2 separate regions of the Homo sapiens genome follow, and region 2 is linked to region 1. The links are chromatin contacts, found by Hi-C or POLR2A ChIA-PET in ENCODE. All regions are on one chromosome and are shown on one strand. Each heading gives the region's core, a stretch centred on a gene start or an enhancer-like site at or near the end of the contact. The rest is flanking DNA. Distances are from core to core; before and after follow the strand shown.

The links. Hi-C counts contacts between places; a loop is a spot of excess contacts on that map. ChIA-PET counts read pairs that join two places held with the same protein, here RNA polymerase II (POLR2A). Pooled maps may share reads with other maps.
Region 2: a loop to region 1 is called in a pooled map, with 4 times the contacts of the local background. The contact joins two enhancer-like sites. A Hi-C loop is called at or near these places in 2 of 37 single-sample maps with no recorded cell type and 3 of 50 pooled maps. POLR2A ChIA-PET finds 5 or more read pairs at or near these places in 1 of 52 experiments (activated T-cell).

The regions. Positions count from the first base shown.
Region 1 is chr5:148,803,757-148,808,449 of GRCh38, reverse strand. No RefSeq gene overlaps it. Among named protein-coding and RNA genes, the nearest start is that of ADRB2, 21 kb to the left of the region's middle. RefSeq lists enhancers at 2,393-2,442, 2,843-2,922. Within about 2 kb of position 2,374, at least 11 of the 41 ENCODE cell types and tissues checked have a DNase peak (open chromatin) inside an H3K27ac peak, as active enhancers do.
Region 2 is chr5:149,803,914-149,808,606 of GRCh38, reverse strand. The region is part of intron 1 of PPARGC1B (PPARG coactivator 1 beta); the gene reads right to left. Among named protein-coding and RNA genes, the nearest start is that of MIR378A, 73 kb to the right of the region's middle. RefSeq lists a cis regulatory region at 2,594-2,604 and enhancers at 2,527-2,671, 2,261-2,910, 3,562-4,371. Within about 2 kb of position 2,631, at least 29 of the 41 ENCODE cell types and tissues checked have a DNase peak (open chromatin) inside an H3K27ac peak, as active enhancers do.

The sequences.
Region 1 (4,693 bases), core at 1,125-3,624:
AAAACTAATATTTAAAGATTCAAATGTCAGGGATTTAAATAAATTTTGCCAATGCAACCAAAAAGTGTAACAATTTGATTACCTCTTCTGGGTCAGTCACTTTGCAAGGTGCTGTTGATACAATGGTGAGTAATTCAGACACAATTGCTGTCCTCAACGGTCTGCAGTTGTGTGTATAGTTTGTTGGTTTGAACAAAACAAGAACATGCAATTGCTTATATGAATGATCCTTCAATTCACTCTTGAGCTGCCAATTATTTGCAAAGCTCAGCAAATACTGATATGCACTGACTCATAAAAAGATGTTGGTCTCAGCCTCTGTGAAGTTCAGAGTCAAGATTAAAATCAGCCACTCAGGGGAGCCTGTTGAGGAGGAGAGACCTAAAGTACTTCTTACTGGTTACTGGAAAATGGAGGAGAGACTGGGTAAACAGAGCAGCCACGGGAGCAAAGCAGAGTGTTGCTAAGAGGGAAGGGAAAGAGGAAGAACAGAGGCTACTGCCCCTTGGAGGGCTCTGACATGCTGATATGCTTCACTCGGCTGACATGCTGAGTGAAGCAGCAGGTCAGTGACCAACAAGCCCTGAGGATGCAGCACAGACCCTCAAAACCCCAGAATCCTAAAGCTGGGACTGCCATGCAAGACCCAGGAGTCCAATTCTCCCTGCACAGATGAGAAGCCTGAGGCCCACAGGTGGGAAGTGGCTTATAATTGTCACATGCAAATTGGAGGCAGTGCAGGGATCAGAACCCAGGACTCACAGCTGAGGACTTTTCTCATGGCCCCATCCTATCCTGTGAAAGGAACATGACAGTAACTAAAGACAGGATGTTTTGAAGTCAGATAGACCTGGATTTGCATCCCAATTCTGCCACTTGCTGCTGACTGTATGATCTTGGGAAAGTGTGTCTATTAACCTTGGTCCCTTCATCTGTAGAATGGGGATTGTATAAAGGCTTGTCTCCAAGATAACCATCCTGGATTCCTTGTATCCTTCATGCACATGCCATTGCCCCATCAAGAAGTGGAGTTTATTCTTCCACCTCCTCGAATGTGGTCTGACCTGTGACTGCTACGTCCAGTGAATTCAGTGAAAGTGAGGCTGCCAGTTATGGAGCTAGGCTTTTAGGGGACTGGCAACTTCTGCCTGTCTCACCAGAACTGCTTGCTCTGGGGAAAGTCCTCCACTATGTAAGAAGTATACTATTCAGAGACCTCCATGCTATGAAGAAGCCCAAAGTAGCCATGCGATGGAGCAGCTGCATGGAGACAGATCCCCCACCCAGCCTACTCCAGCCACCAGCTCTTTTAAGATTGTTTGTTACACAGCAGTAGGTAACGGGAGCACTTACCACCTGAGACTATTGTGTGGATTCACGAGACAACTATTTAGACAGGGCCTGGCACATGGTGAAACTGAATAAATGCTACCTTTTTATTTTCATGAATTTAAAATAAAGAAACTCCCAGCACCTCCACCGTAAGTCTCTTAGAATAACTGAATAACTGTCTGCAGCACCCCTAATGGATGCATTTGCAGACCACACAGAACAAGCCCCATCGCTCCTCTGTCCCACAGCTCATGGGCCTCTGGAGACAGCCCTGCATGTCCCTCACAGCGTGCTGCAGCCATGCTGACCTTCTCAGCCCTTCCTGTGAGTCAGGTATTTGCACATGCTGTTCCCAATGTCTAAAAGTCTTTCCTTCCCTTCTGTTTATCTCTTACTTTCTTGCTCATCTCTTAGCTCTCAGTCTTATCATCGTTTCCTCTGGAAGTCTACATCCCCACCCTCTGGGACATGCTCTCAAAACACTGGGCCCTTCTTCCCAGCAGTTATCTCAGCCTTGCACCTTCGCCTTTATTTGTGAGATCATTCCATTAATATATTTTCCAAACACTCCCTCAGGGCAGAAACAACATAGACTTTACTTGCTGTTGCTTATCATTATATCCCCCAAATCTAGCACCAGCTGGAACTCCTGAATGTGTTGATGCTCAATAAGTAATCTTTGCAAGCAAGCTCCATTTTCCTTGTGTCTTTTCTTCCTTAGACTAAGCATCTGCAGTCCCTTCAAGGTGTAGGACTTCATATCAAATTTGTTCCCTTCTCTTCCATTGATCTCTAGTTGAGGCTGCTCAGCCCACATTTCTTTCAGTGTTCACAACCTCCAAGGCCCTGCCCTCAAGTTCCACAATTAGTGGCTTGTTTCACCTTTTTGCTATTTTTGGAGAAGGCCTCCCCAATACCAAGCAATTTCTCCTTTCCGGTTGTCTGTTATGAAACAAGTTTGTTCCTCAAACTTGAATTGTGGGTCTCCAGGGCTCTAGGCAAAACTGCTACATGGGCACCCCCTTGGGCTCCCAGCCCCTCCCTGCATCAACTCTCCAACACCACACCCCTTCCCCTCCCACTCCAGCTTCTTTTTATAGCCCTAGTTGAGGCACCAATCATCACTCACTCAGAGAAATATATTTATATCACCTCCAGTCTCTCCCCACTCCAGTCTCTCCTTCCTACCAGCTACCCCAGGAATTTTCTGAACTACAAACGTGCTCCTGTTACTTCCCAGCCCAAGACCTTCAGTGAACTTCCCCCGCCCCCACACTGCCTTTGCCATTAGCAGCAGTTGCAAACTGGCATTCACAGCCCACATCTGGCCTATGGATGTCTTTGGTGTGGCCTGCAGAGTGTAAAAAATTAATTAGGCTTTAACATTTAAAATTTGAGTATCTTCACACAGCATTCCAGATTGCCAGTTTCTCTCAGTAATGTCAATGACCCAGCCACACTGGAAATATGAAAGGAGCGAGCTGAAGCTGAGAAGAGCCTGCTCCCTTGGGGCACATGGCTTGGAGTTTGCCAGTCTCCACCTCTCCCTGAAGTCCCCCGGCTTTCAGGCTGAGTGGGCAGCTATCATTTGTCATTGCATTTGTGGTGACTCATCCCACTGTTCCACTTGTTTGTGCTACCTTCCTGCCTTCTGCAGGCCCCTGCGTTGCTGCCCCATCTGGCTTATAATAATTCTCAACTTCTGAGCATGTCAAGAAGTAGAGGAGGAGGAAATGAATAAAGAAATAACATTTTCGTCAGCTAGTTGAGTAGCATTTACAATTCACAGATTACTTTTTTTTTGTATATGGGCCGAAATTATGGTTACTTTTTACTTTCCTCGTTGTGTTTTCCTATAGATCCCAAATTTTCTACAATGACCATAGGTTTCTTTTGCAAAGCTAGAATTTAAATAAAGGCTATACCTACAGAATTTTAGCTATGTATATAAAATTTAGAGCGCTTTGCTCCCCTTATATGTTAACTCATACTATTGCCTATGTTATCCAAGTTGGTCACTTATCACATGTTACTACCATTAGTTCATAAATTAAATAAATTTAATCCACCGTTTACTTCTTCTCATAGTTTTACCTTTTTTGTAATTATTTTATTGAAGTATAACATACAAATAAGTACAAAAATCTTAAATATGCTCAATGCATTTTTATAAGTGTATTTTAATGCCTAATGCATTTTCAAAAAATGACTACATTTTATACATAGCACCCAGATTGAGGAAGCACTTCCACACATATTAGCTCATTTAATTTTCATGATCTTGAGAGGCAGGCAGAATTGCAGGTGAGGAAATTGAGGCTGACAGGAGGCAAAAATAAATGACTTGTTTTAGGTCCCCCAGCTCGTATGTGGCTGAATTGAGACTTGAACCCAGTCTCTGTGCATTATAACCGACTTTCAAAAAGAGCCATGACTGTTGAAAGGCAGAGAGGCAATGTCAGGAAGACAGAACTGGAGAATACAATGCTGCTGTGAATCAGACGCGTGGCAAATTTAGGATCTGTGTGTCTAAAAATCACATGCTCTCTTTACTCACCTCCCAACTTGCTCCTTTTTCCCCTCGACCCCTCCTCCCCCTGCTGTCATTTTGGTTATTTTTCCATTTACTGCTCCAAGTTCAGTGAAACATTCCTCTTAATGGCACGTTTTGGAATCAGTTTGGCCAATAGAGTCACCACATTGAAGAAATTCAGCCCTGGCTTCCTTCCTCTGCCTTTATTGGAGCATGTAAACAGTAGCTGCAGAACCAGAAACAGGAGATGCCCTATTTGTTTGATGGCTAAAGCCTGAGATAGGACCCTCTAGAGTGATGTCATTCAGAAATCCCAGCAACTCCCTGGTGCTGCTTCTGTCAAATCCCAGCTCCTACTTGGAAAGGCCCTTCGATCATCTAGCTCTTTCCCCCTGCCATGGATGGGGAATCTAAAGCTCAGAGGAAGAAAGATGTTTGCCCAAGGACAAGGTCAACCAGTGACGGAGGTAGAGTTAGAAACCCATCGGCAGCCCTGTTTCCTAATTATGTGAAACCTGTATACCTTTATATCAGGTTCTTGTGCTGGTTACGTACCTATCGCATCTCAGCTTCAATTCCACCTTCCTGTCTGTTCTATGATGCTAGTGCTGGAAGTCTACTAACTATATTTCACAGAATTTCTTGCTGGGTATCTTGATGTTTCCTTCTGGCAACAAAGGAGAGTTAGCGTTCTATCTCTAGCTCCTTTTGGCACCCCCACTATAAGCTGCGGGTATTTCCCAACTAAGAAGTCTGAGATCCAGCCACATGGTTTCTCCTCCTCCTGAGGTGTAAGCATCAGATAGGCATGGCAACCCCCTATAAATT
Region 2 (4,693 bases), core at 1,382-3,881, 1.0 Mb before region 1:
GTTTTGTCAAAGTCTGTGGGGGGCAAAAACGCTGAGAGTTCAGTTTCTTTCCTGGTTCCAGGCCCCTCTACAAGGTCAAGAATGAAGATACATGATCACACAAACCACCTGACATCAACACTCACCATTTCAACACATCAGCTCTACCGAGAGCAACATTTTATCAGTTGCTGAAGGGCAGGCACAAAAATAGACTGCAGGGATCAAATGCCATCCTCAGCTGCTCTCTTGACTCTCAGGAGTGAAAGGCCCTGGCATCCAAGGACCCCAGGGCCTGGGGACCTGAAGGCAGGGGTCAGCTGTTCCAGTAGTTCACAGAAATTGGGAGGTGGAGCTGGGGCTGGAATTAGGGTGCCTTACACATCAAAATACTCAGTCATCAAGGTAGATCATATTTTAATGCAATTTTAAAATTAATGCAAAATATCCACCCAAGATTAACAAAATACCAAAATTCTAAGTAAAGGTGAGGTCAGTGGTGCCAATTTTTTCCCTCTTGCCTCGGTTCCTGTAGGGCTACGCATGGCCCCGTTGCTGTTTCTGCCTTTGTTTTAAAATTGGATATTTTGTTCAGCATGGATATTTATATCAATTATTTTTTAAACACTGATATAAATAGGATTGATCTTGACGACTGAGTTTTTTAGCATCTCCTTAAATTTTGTGCCAGAGCCAAGTGCCTCCTTTGCCTTACCTTAGCCCTCACCTGGGCGGGATTAGATGGAGAAAGTTACTGTTCATGCAGGTGACTAAAATGGGACCATGTCTCGGGTCACGCCATTTAGTGGGGCCTCAGTTTCAACATCTCTGCAATGGGGCCCATAACCTCCTAGTTGCTGTGGAATTGCTCCAGCCCTCATGAGGTATTTAGGAAAACTGTAAAATGCTTATAAGAAACTCTCCAGGAACTGTTATTAAATTCTTCTCAAAGATGGTGAATGGCCTGCCAGGATGGGGGGTGGCATTCAGCTTTGAGGTGAGTTACAAAACACGTGCCCTATTTCTAATGAAAGGAGTGAAGTTAGTGAAATGCATCGATTTTGCTTAAGAAAAGAAAGAGACTGGAGCAGATTCCTGGTTCTTCCTGCAATCAGGATGTCCTCTGGCAGTCTACTCGCTGGAATTCTGACCTTGGTCCTGAGTCGGAAGGAAAGCAAAGGGTGACTGTTGCTCATGTCACACGGCTGAAGGGGCGACCACTGACACCCTGCTCATGAGCTGGCAGGTGCTTCCTTTCCTTGCCATGTTGTGTGGGATTTCCTCAAAATTCAGATGTGCCTAGGGACATGCCAGCCATCCTCCTGTGTCAGGAGGATGACAAAGTACCTGACTTTGGGAGGACAGAAAAGTGCTGGACTGCTGATAGTTTTATGACATGGTGAATGGACTTAATGCCACTGTTTTGTACTTTATAAATGGTAAATTTTAGTCTGAGCAACGTGGCAAAACCCTGTCTCTAAAAAAAAAAAAAATACAAAAATTGGCCAGGCACAGTAGCGTATGCCTATTGTCCCAACTACTCTGGAGTCTGAGGTGGAAGGATCACCTGATCCCAGGAAGTTGAGGCTGCAGTGAGCTGTGATGGTACCACTGCACTACTCTAGCCTAGATGACAGAGCAAGACCCTGTCTCAAAAAGGAAAAAAAAAAAGGGTAAATTTTATGTTAGGTACATTTTACCACAATTTTTTTTAAAAAGTTGGCCAGGCACAGTGGCTCAAGCCTATAATTCCAGCACTTTACGAGGCCAGGGTGGGTGGACGGCCTGAGGACAGGAGTTCGAGAGCAGCTGACCAATATGGTGAAACCCCGTCTCTACTAAAAATACAAAAATTAGCTGGGCATGGTGGTGGGTGCCTATAATCCCAGCTACTCGAGAGGCTGAGGCGGGAGAATCGCTGGAACCCAGGAGGCGGAGGTTGCAGTGAGCCGAGATCACACCATTGCACTCCAGCCTGGGCGACAACAGCGAAACTGTCTCAAAAAAAAAAAAAAAAAAGTCCCAGAGACCTAAAAAAACAAAGTGTCCCACACACTCCATCTGGAGGTGTTTTCTGGGGTCCTATAGTGTCCACGTTCTCTGGTTCTATTTCCGCATCTCCTGCCCTGGCTGGCAGGAGAGACCGAGGGAGCAGGGCCAGGGCTCAGCTGAGAAGCCCTTTTTCTTGTAAACACTGTTATAAATAACCCAGAAAGAGGTAGAAAGGGGGTCCTGGCAAGAGAGTGAAGGTCAGGCAGCCCCTTCATGGCATTTAAGGAAATGTCATGCTCAACAGGGCAGCAAGATGCCAGTGCACACCTTCAGCCCAGTGCTGCCTGGAGCTGACTGCCGCCTTGCTGTCATGCCAGAGCCCCCAGGCAGCACTCACACACCCAGGATATGCAGCCCTCTCAGGTGGCCGGCTCCTGGGGTTTATGAACAGACAGGGGACCCTCAGGTGGGTGGACAGGCAGTAGGTAGCTGGCGATTCCCCCTTCCCAGTAGGCTGGGGGCCTCGGCAGGCCAGAGCTGAAGTCAGTTCCCCAATAACCCAGGCCAGGACTCCACACCAGCCTGGGCTTGTCAGCCAACACATGACCAGGCCGAGGGAGAGATGACTCAGCAGTGCTCGGCCCACAGCTGCCCCTGCTGCTGCACAGCGTGGGAGCTGGAGGGGCCTCACAGCCCATCTGGTCCTGTGGTTCCCACACTGGGCTCCCTGGGGAACCCCCACAGCTCCACCATGGCCCTGGGCTTTGAAATGGGAGGAATTATGAAAGAGTTAATTAGGTTTCCCATGTTTATTAACCAAAAGTCATATAGTGGCAACCCATCATATTCCTATTTAACCAGAGTGAATTTAACATTATGTGATTGGCAAAAAAGATAAATAGGCCAGGCGCAGTGGCTTACACCTGTAATCCCAGCACCAAGGTGGGTGGGTCAGATCACCTGAGGTCAGGAGTTCGAGACCAGCCTGGCCAACATGGCAAAACCCCATCTCTACTAAAAATACAAAAATTAGCCAGGCGTGGTGGTGCACGCCTGTAATCCCAGCTATTCGGGAGGCAGAGGCAGGTGAATCGCTTGAACCCGGGAGGCAGAGGTTGCAGTGAGCCGAGATCATGCCACTGCACTCCAGCCTGGGGGACACAGTGAGACTCCGTCTCAAAAAAACAAATAAATAAATAAATAGCCATATTTCTATTTCTTTCTTACACATTAGAAGTAGGGTGATGTATCTTGCATGTGAATTCTCTATTTGCATAAACTCATATACACGTACCTATTTTCCATATACACTACTTTGTAGGCTATTTAAGGACCCTATGATAGTTAATTTGACCCAAACCCCAGACTAAGAAACCACTCCCCAAGTCCATGGTATTTACCACTCAGGGTGTCTGAGCAGCCTGTGAGAATCCAGCAAAGTGGGCATTCCCCATGTTATCTATGTGACTTTGAAAGAATGGGGAGGGGAAAGTTCTCCACACCTGTTAGTACCTTTGAGAGTCTTCCTGGGTTCCAGAAGCCCAGGCAACATCACGAAGGAGGAAGCTCCCATCAAGAGGGGCAGGGCTTGCCCACCATGCCCAGCGAGCTGGAGGCAGAGCGGATACCAGGGCTCATCGCTCACTCTCCTGCTGAAAACCCTCCCCTGACTTCTCATTGCCCTTGACTAAAACCCGGAGTCCTCAGGGGCCGAGTGCAGCTGGAGCCTGCCTGCTTTCTCACCACCTCCTGGACTCTCCCACCCTCCCTATACAGTAGGCATGGTGGCCTTCTTCCTTCCCATGGAACACAACCCTCTGTCTGGGGCTGTCCACCTGGGACACCTCCCCCAGGTCCTGGGGCCACCTTCCCACTGTTCAGTCGCAGTGAGAGAGGCCTTCCCCAACACTCCAATCCTTCCACTCACGGGGATTACATCACTGTGGGTTTTTGTTTTTGTTTTTTTGAGACAGCGTCTCACTCTGTCGCCCCAGCTGGAGTGCAGCGGTGTGAGCTCACCTCACTGCAATCTGTCTCCTGGGTTCAAGCGATTCTCCTGCTTCAGCGTCCCGAGTAGCTGGGACTACAGGCATGCTCCACCACCTGGCTAATTTTTGTATTTTTGGTAGAGATGGGGTTTCGCCATGTTGGCCAGGCTGGTTTCAAGCTCCTGACCTCAAGTGATCTACCCACCTCAGCCTCGCAAAGTGCTGGGATTATAGGTGTGAGCCACCGCACCCGGCCGCATCACTGTGTTTTAAGCATAGCATGGAACCAGGGACCATCCGTCTCCTCTCCAGAATATAAACTGTCCAAGCACCTGGCCTTGTCCTTTGCTGAGTCCCAGCACCTGGAAAGGTGCCAAGCACTGAGTAGGTGCTTACTAAACCTTTGCAGGACGGGAGGGTGTGGGGTGGAGGCGCAGAGGCACTATTTCCCAGGACAGTTTTGGCATCTCTGCCTCACACTATCGTGAAGGCTGCAGTCTCTCTCACACTAACCCCCCTTTACCGGGGGTTGAGGGGTGGTTTCCTTCCGCATCCATTTATTCCCTTATGGAAACTCCTGCCTTTCCTTTTCCAGTGGGTCAGATGATGAGAAACGCAGACCCACAGGCTCCCAGATAAAGCTGGTGGGAAAGAGGTTCTCTTTGGCCCCAGCAGGCTCTCCTTGGTCATGTGGTCAGTGAGGGCCAGAGGCCAAGGGAAGCCAAGGAGGCCTG